Regions from separate parts of the Homo sapiens genome. Here region 2 is linked to region 1. Evidence: chromatin contacts called from ENCODE Hi-C or POLR2A ChIA-PET data. All regions are on one chromosome and are shown on one strand. Each heading gives the region's core, a stretch centred on a gene start or an enhancer-like site at or near the end of the contact. The rest is flanking DNA. Distances are from core to core; before and after follow the strand shown. Region 1 holds the start of SPATA24 (spermatogenesis associated 24). Region 2 overlaps UBE2D2 (ubiquitin conjugating enzyme E2 D2).

Region 1 (6,396 bases), core at 1,269-3,768:
CCTCATTTCCGTGGCCTGCCTGGTCCCTTAAGGCCTTTTCGAAGGTGTGGCCCACCCGGGCCTGCCTGTATCCTCAGCTGGGGACAGGTGTTAGAGTGAAACCCTGCCTTTGACACAGGCACTGGGTGGTTAGGAAAGAGCCCGTTTATATAACCGTGGTGGAGAGCACGGGCCTCCCGCCTACCATTGCACTTGGTGATGAGCTGGTCCTTCTTGCTGGACTCCTGAAGGACTTTGCTCTTGACACTGGAGAGCCTGGGTGGGGAAGATAAGATGGGAGGGTGGGCAGGCTAGCAAGCAGATGCATCCCCCAAACCCCACACCCCGTACTGAGGCCCACTCACGCTTTTTCAAAGGCCAGCTTCTCTTTCTCCAGCTGCTTGGATAGCACCTCTACCTCTCCGAGGGCAAACTGTAACTTCTCCTCTTCCTTGGCCAGGAGGACCTTGGTTTTGGCATGGGCAGCTTTCTCTTCCTGCAGGGGCAGCAGCAGTCACCTCATTACCCTAGGCCGCCTTGGGTCTCCTAGACTCCCTTAACCAGCCCCCCTTCTCAGAGGGACACACAGAAGCCAGAGCACAGGGAGATTCTGGCCACCTTGCTACAGGGGCTGGAGGTTCTCAGAGGCCGACCTTTCTTTTTTCTTTTTTCTTTTTTTTTTTAGACAGAGTCTCACTCTGTTGCACAGGCTGGAGTGCAGTGGCATGATCTCAGCTCAGTGCAACCTCCACCTCCTGGGTTCAAGCCAATTCTCCTGTCTCAGCCTCCCAAGTAGCTGGGATTACAGGCGCCTGCCACCACGCATGCTTGGCTAATATATATATATGTATATATATATTTTTTTGTATTTTTAGTAGAGACAGGGTTTCACCATGTTGGCCAGGCTGGTCTCGAACTCCTGACCTCAAGTGATTTGCCCGCCTTGGCCTCCCAAAGAGCTGGGACTACAGTTGTGAGCCACTGCACCCATCAGAGGCTAATACTTAATGAGCCTGCCTAACCACAGGGATCCTGGGAAACGGGGGAAGATTAGGAGACCGCAGAGGCCATTACTTACCACCAGCTTCTTCTCCACTGCCTGGAACTCTTCTTTACTGACAAAATTTTCGTCCTGGAGAACCATCTGCAACAGAGCCTGGCTGAGGGAGGGCCTGGGGCTGGAGTAGAAGGGGCGCCCTCTAGGGACCAGGACCAAAAGCGGATAACAGGATGATGCTCGTGGTACCTAGGATGAGACTGAGGCCTTGGGAAGGGAGAATTCAGTTCCACAGATAAACTGAGACTCAGCTCTAAGTGCTGCCCTCAAGGAGCAGCCAGTCTCATGGAGGAGGCAGTCCACAGTTAGCACTTCTAACATGTTGTGTGCCTTGATGGGGAGACATAAGGGGATCTGGGGCTCAGAGGAGGCCCCAACCCAGCCTGGGGAAGGGTCAGAATCACTTCCGGAGAAGGGGATGTTAGACCTGAGATCTGACTGCTATATAGGGTGGGCCAGAAGAGGGATAGAGAGAAAAGCACTCTGGATGGTGGGGACACACATGCCAAGGTCAGCTGCCAAGAGGAAGACCTGGGTACCTTCAGGGAATCAAAGGCAATTCAGTGCCTAGAGCTCCATATATTTTGTTGAATGAGAGCATTAGGGTAGCAAATAGGACAGGTCTCTCTCCCCTTTCCCCCACATTCAACTTCCCAGAAGGGAAGAAATTGTCTAAGAACAACTTAGAATGAGAAGTAGATGTGAAGCCAGTTTTATTTCTGAGATGGAGATACATCCTAACCTTCTTATCAAGACAGGAAAACAAAACCAGAAAAACCATGAACTCCAGATGGCCAGGATTCTATCATGCCTACCCAGGTAATCTGTGACTGCAATGCTTTGCACCCATTAGCTGGGGTTTGATTGAGAAGGCAAAAGCTAAGGCATGTAAAGTTCTTGGAGGCCCCTAAGTTAGCGCTGGCAAGGGCCAAATCTGCGCTTACTGCATTCAACACGGCACTGCCTTTGACTCTCGGGAATGGTGTCCATAATAGAAGGGATGACAGTTTCTCTGCCTGCACAGGAGGGCCATGGGAACTCAGTGACGTCATCTCCACTGAAAATGGGGAAACTGAGGCTCAGGGACTCTCTACCAGCTCTTGCAGCAACCAGGCAAACGGAAGGGAGAATATGGCTTGATTTTAGTTAAAATTCCCTGGTTCAGGAAGGTCCGCCCCTTTTTGGCTCCACCCCTACCGACTGAGCCCGGCCTCCTCCTGATGACGCCATGGGCCATGCGTTCTAGCCACGGCCCCCGCATCGGAACAGGTTCTGGCCCCGCCCCCACCAGTGAGGCATCCGGCCCCGCCTCTCCCCAAACTCCTCTGGCTGCATACCACGTTCCTCAGCTGGTGGATTAGTTCCTCCTGAGACTCAATCACGTCCCGCAGTTGATCTAAAGCGAGACACACAGATCCTGACCCCGCCTTCGACCACCCGAGGGGCGTCGCCATCTTCCGCCCCCGCCAGCTAGTTGGAAATGGCTGCCTCGGGGGTGATCCTCGCCGTCGCCCACCAATGAGAATGCGACGCCACAGAGCACCCTGGCAACGGGGGGCGGGGACTTCCTATGTTAGCGGGGCGAGGGGCCGCCTCTTAAAGGAGCCGCCTGGAGCGGGGAAACTGCTGACAACCCTTAAGGCATTTAAGTTTACAGGAAATTGCGCTTTTATTGCGTCTTCTGTTTCTCACGCAGTCCTGAGAAGCCGGCAGGGCCCGGCTTGTACTTTCCTTGCCTGCGAGCAGGCAACACTCAAAACAGCAGCCCTCAGCCTTCACCCAGGGCCTGTTAAACTGCATGACCACGAAGCAAGAGCCAGCATAGGCAACTCCTGCATCTTTAGCTTCTCATGCCTCTTTCTCCAAATCTTTATCCTAATCTCCAAATTTCCTCCATTGTATGAGATTCCAGCCTCCTGGAACACACTTAGTACTTAGGGGTCCTAAGCCTAAGCACGGAAGATAGACGAAGATAAAAAATGAGAATGGCTACACCTGAGATCAAAGTCTTCATACTCTGATACCAGGCTCTGGGCACTAGAGTCTGCACTAGAGTCATGTGCCACCACCCGAGGAGGAGGACCCTGAAGAGATTAGGAGGACTGAAGAGGGCTTGAAGGAGGAGAGTTTAGTAAAATGAAGTCAGGGAAGGATACGGTGATTACGCACACTCACCAAGTCTCTATTGAAGGCTTTTTTTTTTTTCTTGGAAACCCAAATAAGATTAGGTTTGGAGAACATCAGAGCGAATATATATTGTGTTCACTATTTCGTGGCACCGTTATGTTTATATTATTTCATGTGACCCTCATGGAACTCCTATCAGCCCCTTTTTACCTAGGCTCTATGAGAATGAGAATGAATAACTTGCCCAAGGTCACTCTAGTAAGTTGTGGAACGGAGTTCTGCTATGGGCAGTTTGGTTCCAGGGTCCGTGTTTTTGTTTGTTTGTTTTTTGAGATGTAGTCTCGCTCTGTCGCCCAGGCTGGAGTGCAGGGACGTGATCTCGGCTCACTGCAAACTTCACCTTCCGGGTTTAAGGGATTCTTCTGCCTCAGCCTCCCAAGTAGCTGGGATTACAGGCGCCCGCCACCACGCCTGGCTAATTTTCTTATTTTTAGTAGATACGGGGTTTCACCATGTTGGCCAGGCTGGTCTCGAACTCCTGACCTCAGGTGATCCGCCTGCCTCGGCCTCCCAAAGTGCTGGGATTACAGGCATGAGCCACCGCGCTGGGCCTGGAGTTCATGTTCTTAACCAGGATGTTGTGCTGCATTTGTGTTGCACGTCATGGGTGGAAGTTATGGAATTTGATACCCCCAAGTAGGAAATGACTATACTAACAAGGAGTTTGGAAAAAAAGTTACCAGTGACTATGAAAGGAGGCAGAAAGCTCAGGGTAAGTCATTCAAGCCGCTCCCCAAAACCCCCCGGGGGGCCTGACAAACTTGGCCATCCCTGTGGTTCTCTCAGCGGGAGCCCTTGTTTTGTTTCTTGCGTTTATTTTCATGGACTTGGAGACAAGGCCATCTCTGCTGACCTCTCTCTCTTTTTTTTTTTTTTTTTTTTTGAGACGGAGTCTTGCTCTGATGCCCAGGGTGGAGTGCAGTGGTGCGATCTTGGCTCACTGCAAGCTCTGCCCCAACCGGGGTTCACACCATTCTCCTGCTTCAGCTTCCCGAACAGCTGGGACTACAGGCGCCCGCCACCATGCCCGGCTAATTTTTTGTATTTTTAGTAGAGATAGGGTTTCACCATGTTCTCTTTTTTTTTTCTTTTTTTCTTTTCTTTTTTTTTTGAGATGGAGTCTTGCTCTGTCGCCCAGGCTGGAGTGCAGTGGAGCAATCTTGGCTCACTGCAACCTCTGCCTCCCAGGTTTGAGCGATTCTCCCAACTCAGCCTCCCCAGTAGCTGGGATTACAGGCAGCTGCTATCATACCCAGGTGATTTTTTTGTATTTTTGTAGAGACGGGGCTTCACCATGTTGGCTAGGCTGGTCTCGAACTCCTGACCTCAGGTGATCGGCCAACCTTAGCCTCCCACAGTGCTGGGATTATAGGCGTGAGCCACTGTGCCCGGCCGACCTCTGTTAAAGGGCCTAGAACAATACAGTTCAATAGAACTTCTAGTGATGAAAATGTTCTACAGCTGCACTATTCAATAGCCACTAGCCACATGTGGCTCTTCAGCAGTTGAAACGTAGCTCATGTGACTGAGAAATTGCTTTAAATTTTTTATTATTTTCTGAAGATCACCTTAATCATGGCTCTTTAAAATTTTTAAATTTTTAGTTTAAATGGCCATGTGTGGCTACTGGCTACTGTACTGGAAAGTGTGTGCCTAGAGGGCACTGTGTAGGTTGTGTGCCTCAGCACAGACCCTCTCAGAACTTGGTGTACCAAATGTGAATGTTCACCTGAATCACCCTTCACAAAGCTGCACATTCTTCTGGGGCAGTGATTCCTGAGCCTTCCCCAAGAACTGCACTTCCTCCCTAGGATCTTTCATGAGGCACTGCTTGATGTCCCTTGATATCCAACATCCACCTTCACCAGCTGGAACAGGCTGCTCTCTGCGTACTTGGGGCAAAACCCTGGAGAGCAGTAGGCTCCAGCAGCCACCTGGGGGTGGAAGCTTATGAACAAGAGAGAACCCTGGATCCAGGTCTGCACCTGCTTCCTGGCATGGACATGAGGGGTGGTCACCCTGGTTGGGCACTGCCACAGACTCCTCTATATGTTGAAAGGCACTTTGGGCTCCTGGTCAACCAGGACTCAGTGAGACTCAGGATGACATGACATCACAAACAGCTCTGTGATCCTGCCAGGGAAGGGTTGCCTTTCTGCACAGGCTTGTCATTTTGGCTGATGTTCTGGTTATCTATTGGTGCATAATAAACCACCCCCCAATTTTTTTAAGTCATTGAAAAAAATCATTTTGTTCATGAATCTGGAATTTGGCAAGGCTCAATGGTGAAAGCTTATCTCTGCTCCATGCAGTGTGAACTGGGATGGTTCAACGGGGAGTTAGAAGTTCCAGTTCCAACATGGCTCACTCACGTGACTGGCAAGTTGGTGCTGTCAGCTGGGAGCTCTGCTAGGGCTGAGGACCAAAGGTCTTGGTTCCTCTCCATAGGCTGCCTGGACTTTCTGATAGCATGAAGACTGGGTTAAAGATAATCATTCAAAGTGACAGAAAATGGAAGATGCCAGTTTCTTAAGGCCTGGGCCTGATACCTGGCATAGTGTCATTTTTGCTGTATTCTATTGGTCAAGGAGTCAGAGTCTAGATTCCAGAGGAGGACACACAGATTCCTCCCCCTACCCCACCACCTTTCAATGGGAGTAGTGTCAAAGAATTTGGGCTGCACTTCTAGAGCAAATCCTTATGACAGATGGGGCACCACTCCCTTCAAGGTTCATTTCAGGTAAAACCAGTCAGGAACTTAGTCTAGTGGGAAAAGTCAGACAATAATCAAACAACCAGATAAATCTAAAGAGAAACTTAGCCAGGTGGGGCTAAGATTCTGTGCAAGGGAAAGCTTCTGTGAGGAAGTGATGTTTGAGCTGAAGCCTATTAAGGTAACTAGGAAGCACTTAGCAAAGAGGGTAGGGGCAGATGAGTAGGTAGGGATACCAGAAAGAGGAAGCAGTGTATACTTTGTGTATACAAAGTCCCTGGGGCAAAAGGGGCTGGTAGAGTGTAGTAATTAAAGGGTAGCATGGCATAAAAGAAAAAGATTATAGGGCAAGAGGGGGCTTGGGTAGTGGGTAGAGACCAAGAACTTGGCAGAGCCTTGCTAAGCAAGGTAGGCCATGCTAAGGATTTTGGTGATTTTTATTTTAGGGACAAAAGAAAGC
Region 2 (6,486 bases), core at 113-2,612, 190 kb after region 1:
CTTGTGATGGTGATCCTGCTGTGTCAGTATCTCAGTTTTGAGAACTACTGGTTTAACTGTTGTTTCTTTGCAGTTCAGTAATCTTTTTTTTTTTTTTTTTTTTTTGAGAGATGGAGTCTTGCTCTGTTGCCCAGATTGGAGTGCAGTGGCACGACCTCGGCTCACTGCAACCTCTGCCTCCTGGGTTTAAGCGATTCTCCTGCCTCAGCCTCCCGAGTAGCTGGGACTACAGGCACGTGCCACGATGCCCGGCTAATTTTTTGTATTTTTAGTAGAGATGGCGTTTCACTGTGTTAGCCAGGATGGGTCTCGATCTCCTGACCTCGTGATCTACCCACCTTGGCCTCCCAAAGTGCTGGGATTACAGGCATGAGCCACCACGCTTGGCTGCATTTCAGTAATCTTAAAAGAGTTTCAGTAATCTTAAAAGAGGTTCAGCTTAATTTCCCAAATTAACATGATTCTCAGACATTTCTTTTTTCCTTTTTTTTTTTTTTTTTGAGGCAGAGTCTCGCTCTGTTACCCAGGCTGGAGTGCAGTGGTGTGATCTCGGCTCACTGCAACCTCCGCCTCCCGGGTTCAAGTATTTCTCCTCCCTCAGCCTCCTGAGTAGCTGGGACTACAGGCAAGCGCCACCACGCCCAGCTAACTTTTATATTTTTAGTAGAGACAGGGTTTCACCACGTTGGGCAGGCTGGTCTCTATCTCTTGACCTTGTGATCCGTCCACCTCGGCCTCCCAAAGTGCTGGGATTATAGGCATGAGCCACTGCACCTGGCCGATTCTCAGACATTTCTAACTTGTACATTTCTAATATTTTAGATCCAGATTTAAAGAACCATGGTACAGCAGAACACTCAAGTCCTTACCCTTGGGTTAGATACTTTGTATTTTGTTTTCTTATAAAATTGGGAATAGGTCTAAATGATCTCTTATGACCCTGAAATTTTATATATACATACATATTTTAATATATGTTTTAATATGTAAAATATGTAACAATGTATACATTGTTATATATACATTGTTATATATAACACACAAATAGGTATTGATGTATGTAATAAACACATATGTAACATGTAACATTAAAAGATATATTAAAATATGTACTTTTTTTTAGAGATGGGGTCTCACTTTGTTACCTAGGCTGGGGTATAGTGGCACGATCCACTGCAGCCTTGAACTCCTGGGCTCAAGCAATCCTCCTACCTCAGCCTCCCAGGTAGCTAGGACTACAGGCTCTCTCCACCATGCTGGGCTAATTAAAAAAAATTTTTTTTGTGGAGATAGAGTCTTACTGTGTTGACCAGGCTGGTCTGGAGCTCCTGGCCTCAAGCCATCCTCCCACCTTAGCCTCCCAAAGTGTGGAGATTACAGACATGAGCCACCGTGCCTAGCCCTGAAATTACAATGCTATGAATCATAATCTTTGTTTAAATATTTTCATAGTGTGATTTTAACCACCAAAGAGCCTCGATTTGTATAGCAATATTCAGACTACTAAAACTTGACTTTAGAGCCATTTTTCTACAAAGTTAATTATAACCTCTCTCAGTTTCCCATCTTGTTCCTTTCACCTTACACCATAGGGTGAGGACCAACAGGGTAAACAAATCTTTCCCATGCTATTTTTATTTTGTTTCATAATTGTTATGATTGGGGAAGGAGGGTGGTTTAAAAATAGCTTGTAAAGAAGCGTTAATTTTTACCAACTAATAGCTTAAGTTGCCTACTCAAGGATATAGTGAAAGGGAAATCTGCACATCCCTTGAAGGATGCCTTCCCCTCAAGGAATTTAGAGGGTTTCTTTTTGCTATAGTGTTGTGATATATATATATGTCTTAGGCTTTCAAAGTTTCAGTGTTCTACTTTAATTATCTGTTTTTTTTCTTTTTTTCCTTAAAAAATTTTGTTTTTTTGAGACACAGTCTCTATTGCCCAGGCTGGAGTGCAGTGGCATGATCTCTGCTCACTGTGGCCTCTGCCTCACGGGTTCTAGCGATTCTCCTGCCTCAGCCTCCTGGGTAGCTGGAATTAGAGGCACACACCACCACACCCGACTAATTTTTGTATTTTTAGTACAGTCCAGGTTTCACCATGTTGGCCAGGCTGGTCTTGAACTGCTGACCTCAGGTGATCCACCCACCTCGACCTCCCAAAGTGCTGGGATTACAGGTGTGAGCCACCGCACCCGGTCAATAATCTTTTTATAAATTGAGAATGTTCTACTTTAACTGTCAAAGTTCCTTACCCCATCACTTTTTTCTAAACATAATTATATATACATTCCTGCCTCAGTATCCATGAAAGGTTGGTCCCAGGTCCTTCCATGGATACCAAAATCTACAGATGCTCAAGTCCCTGATATAAAATGGCATAGTATTTGCGTATAACCTGTACACATCTTCCTGTATACTTTAAGTCATCTCTAGATTACTTATAAAACCTAATACAGTGTAAGTGCTCTGTAAATAGTTGTTATGCTGTGGTGTTTAGGGAATAATGACCAAAGAAGTCTGCACATGTTCAGTACAGACATCATTTTTTCCCCAGTGTATTTGACCCACAATTGGTGGAACTCATAGACACAGAGGGCTGGCTGTACTTTATTTCCCTATTGTTCTTTCTCATAAAATAGAAAGTTGAAATTAATGTATACGTTTAAAGCCAACTGTTAAAACACAGCCTTATATATTTGGGTATTATTTTTTTCTGCCCACATGTTCCGACTAGATCGATGCCTTTATTAAATTTTAAGATTCAACTTCAGTTTTCATCATGATGTAGAGATATCAGTTTTATAGATTGTATGTTTATTTGCCATAATTGGGTTTTCACTATTTAGATTACACCCCAAATGACAGTTTTTTTTTTTCCTTGAGTCGGAGTCTCGCTCTTGTTACCCAAGCTGGAGTGCAGTAGCACGATGTTGTCTCACTACAACCTCTGCCTCCTGGGTTCAAGCGATTCTCCTGCCTCAGGCTCCTGAGTAGCTGGGATTATAGGAGCCCCCACCACGCCTGGCTAATTTTTGTACTTTTAGTAAAGATGGGGTTTCGCCATGTTGGCCAGGCTGGTCTCGAACTCCTGACCTCAGGTGAGCCACTGTGCCCAGCCATGATGACAATTTTTAACAGCTATTTTAATCCACACTTACAGTCAGGATAATTCTTGCACAGACCCAGTTGGTTAAAAAAAGAAAAAGAAAATTTTAAAGGGTAATTTATTTTTCAAATGGGCAATATACACACTTTTATAAAATTCAAAATGTGTAAAAGCAATATATATAGTTCTCATTCTCACCCCTAAGCTTTCCTTCCTAAAGGCAATTATTTATTAACTAGTTTCTTGTGGGTTTTTTTTTTGTTTTTTGTTGTTTTTTTTTTTTTTTTTTTGAGACAGAGTCTCACTCTATCACCCAGGCTGGAGTGCAGCGGTGAGATCTGGGCTCACTGCAACCTCCGCCTCCCTCGTTCAGGCAATTCTCCTGCCTCAGCCTCCCGAGTAGCTGGGACTACAGGCGCGCGCCACCATGCCCGGCTAATTTTTGTATTTTTAGTAGAGATGGGGTTTCAGCATGTTGGCCAGGCTGGTCTCGAACTCCTGACCTCATGATCCGCCCACCTCAGCCTCCCAAAGTGCTGGGATTACAGGTATGAGCCCCTGTGCCTGGCGTTTCTTGTGTATTCTTGGGAGATATTTTATGCACATGTAAAGATGGATAGTTACGTGCTTTTTCTTTTTTAAAAAAGATCTGTTTCTGAATCTGAATGTCCTGTGTGTGTGTATGTGTGTGTGACAGAGTCTCGCTCTGTCACCCAGGCTGGAGTGCAGTGTCACAATCTCAGCTCACTGCAACCTCCGCCTCCTGGGTTCAAGCGATTCTCCTGCCTCAGCCTCCCCGGTAAATGGGATTACAGGTGTGCGCCACCACACCCAGCTAATTTTTGTATTTTTTTTAGAGATGGGGTTTCACCATGTTGGTCATGCTGGTCTCGAAGTCCTGACCTTGTGATCCACCCGCCTTGGCCTCCCAAAGTGCTGGGATTACAGGTGTGAGCTACCGTGCCCAGCCCAAATGTACTTTTAAGAATAAAAAACTGGCCAGGCACTGTGGCTCACACCTGTAATTCCAGCACTTTGGGAGGCTGAGGCGGAAGGATCGCTTGAGTCTAGGCATTAGACACCAGCCTGGGAAACATAGTGAGACCTTGTCTCTGCATTAAAATAATAATAATAATAATAATAGGCCAGGTGCGGTGGCTCACTCCTGTAATCCCAGCACTTTGGGAGGCCGAGGTGGGCAGATCACGAGGTCAGGAGATCGAGACCATCCTGCTAACACGGTGAAACCCCATCTCTTCTAAAAATACAAAAAAAATTAGCCCGGCGTGGTGGTGGGCACCTGTAGTCCCAGCTGCTCAGGAGGCTGAGGCAGGAGAATGGCGTGAACCCGGGAGGCGGAGCTTGCAGTGAGCCAAGATCGTGCCACTGCATCCAGCCTGAGCAACAGAGCAAGACTCCATCTAAAAAAAAAATTACATTAAAAAAAATAATAAACAACTTTGAGATAGGGTATTACAGTAACATTTAGTGTACAATTTGAGTTTTGACAAATATAGTTGTCCAATCTCTACCAAAATAATGATTTTGAACATTTCTATCACTCCTCAAATTTTCTTCATGTCTCTTTTATAGTTATTCCCCCCTCCAACTCCCTCCAGCCACTGGAACCATGGATCTGCTTTCTGTCACTATAGTTTTGCCTGTTCTAGAATGTCATATAAATGGAATCATACATCATGTAGCCTTATGTCTGGCTTCTTTCACTTAGCAGTATGCTTTTGAGATTCAGCTGTATCAGTGCCATCAGCCAAGGAAGTGTTGAATGAGTGTGTTAAATGTCTATTAGCCTAAGTTTGGCTTAGGGTTTTAAAATTATATTGGCTCCTGAAATGGACTGATGGATCTTGTATTCTGCTTAGATAAATCTTAGCTCTTGAGTTAAAAACCTTGATGTTATTCAGCATGGAAAAAAGTAACTCAGTTTGAAAGGGGCAAAAGATTAAAGCGAAATCAAAAGTAAAATTCCACTTAATGAACATGGCAGGACTTCAGAATTGTTCAATTGTTAAATTGTTAAATTCAAGTTATATTTTAATTAACAACCTGTTGCTATAGCAATGTCTTAAATAAAGCCAGGTGTTCTTAGTTATACCAACCTGTGCTGTCAGTAATATTTGAGAATGGGAACTATACAGTAGGCTATTACTTTTTTTCTTGAGATGGGCAGAAAATCTCTATTTTAGAGACATAAAATCTAAAATTTGAGATATTTGAGTAAGTTAATCGTTATCTCAATCCAGAGCCTTCTTTTTATTCAAACTTTATTTCTTTTTTTTTGAGACGAAGTCTCGCTCTGTCGCCCAGGCTGGAGTGCAGTGGCGTGATCTTGGCTCACTGCCAGCTCCACCTCCCGGGTTCACACCATTCTTCTGCCTCAGCCTCCCGAGTAGCTGGGACTACAGGCACCCGCCACCATGCCTGGCTAATTTTTTATATTTTTAGTAGAGATGGGGTTTCACCATGTTAGCCAGGATGGTCTCGATCTCCTGACCTCGTGATCTGCCTGCCTCAGCCTCGTGCTGGGATTACAGGCATGAGTCACTGTGCCTGGCCCTTTTTCAAACTTTATTTCTGTACTTTATGCTTTGTGTACTCCAAGCTTACAGACAGGATGAAACGACATAAGAGTCTAAATGGTTTTGGATTTAAAAAATCTTAGACTTTACTGTTTTTACTCTTGTAGTTTTAAAGTATAATCAAAACTAGTTCTTCTTGAGAACTTTCTTTTTGTCTCAAAAACCAAGCTGAGGGGAAATGGAATATAGTATGATTTCCTGCCTTGTGATTTTTCAGGCATCCTCACCCAATAACAAGTCTCAAGTTTCTGGGCTTTTATGTTTAAAAAGCTGAGAAGCTGGTAACTGGTTGTAAAGCATTATTCCAGGTAGACCAATCTCTGACTACAAAGCCTTTTTTTTTTTTTTTTTTTTTTTTTTGAGATGGAGTCTCCCTCTGTCACCCAGGCTGGAGTGCAGTGGCATGATCTCGGCTCACTGCAACCTCCCTTTCCTGGGTTCAAGCATTACTTCTGCCTGAGCCTCTCAAGTAGCTGGGATTACAGGCGTGTGCCACCACTCCCAGCTAATTTTGTGTTTTTTTAGTACAGATGGGGTCTTGCTATGTTGGCCAGGCTGGTTTCAAGCTCCTGGCCTCAAGTGATTGGCGCCACCTTGGCCTCCCAAAGTGTTGGGATTACAGGTGTGAGCCATCGCTCCTGGGAACTACAAAGCTCTATGGTGGCTTTTATTACTTCAGTCAGCCTTTTAAAATATATTCCTTTTTTTTTTTTTTTTTTTTTTTTTTGAGACAAAGTCTCGTTCTGTTGTCCCAGGCTGGAGTGTAGTGGCATGATCTTGG

The links. Hi-C counts contacts between places; a loop is a spot of excess contacts on that map. ChIA-PET counts read pairs that join two places held with the same protein, here RNA polymerase II (POLR2A). Pooled maps may share reads with other maps.
Region 2: a loop to region 1 is called in a pooled map, with 2.1 times the contacts of the local background. The contact joins the enhancer-like site here to the promoter of SPATA24 in region 1. A Hi-C loop is called at or near these places in 4 of 50 pooled maps. POLR2A ChIA-PET finds 5 or more read pairs at or near these places in 12 of 52 experiments (CD4-positive, alpha-beta T cell, CD8-positive, alpha-beta memory T cell, K562 and 7 more).

What each region holds. Positions count from the first base shown.
Region 1 is chr5:139,401,571-139,407,966 of GRCh38, forward strand. It overlaps SPATA24 (spermatogenesis associated 24), which reads right to left and starts at 2,519. Exons shown (of 6, transcript NM_194296.2): 1 at 2,374-2,519; 2 at 1,058-1,123; 3 at 345-475; 4 at 185-255. The coding sequence starts at 2,490. RefSeq lists enhancers at 1,883-2,456, 2,282-2,511, 2,457-3,029.
Region 2 is chr5:139,592,514-139,598,999 of GRCh38, forward strand. All of the region lies in intron 1 of UBE2D2 (ubiquitin conjugating enzyme E2 D2), which reads left to right. Among named protein-coding and RNA genes, the nearest start is that of UBE2D2, 34 kb to the left of the region's middle. Within about 2 kb of position 1,363, at least 6 of the 41 ENCODE cell types and tissues checked have a DNase peak (open chromatin) inside an H3K27ac peak, as active enhancers do; they include OCI-LY7, where a contact is called at or near this core.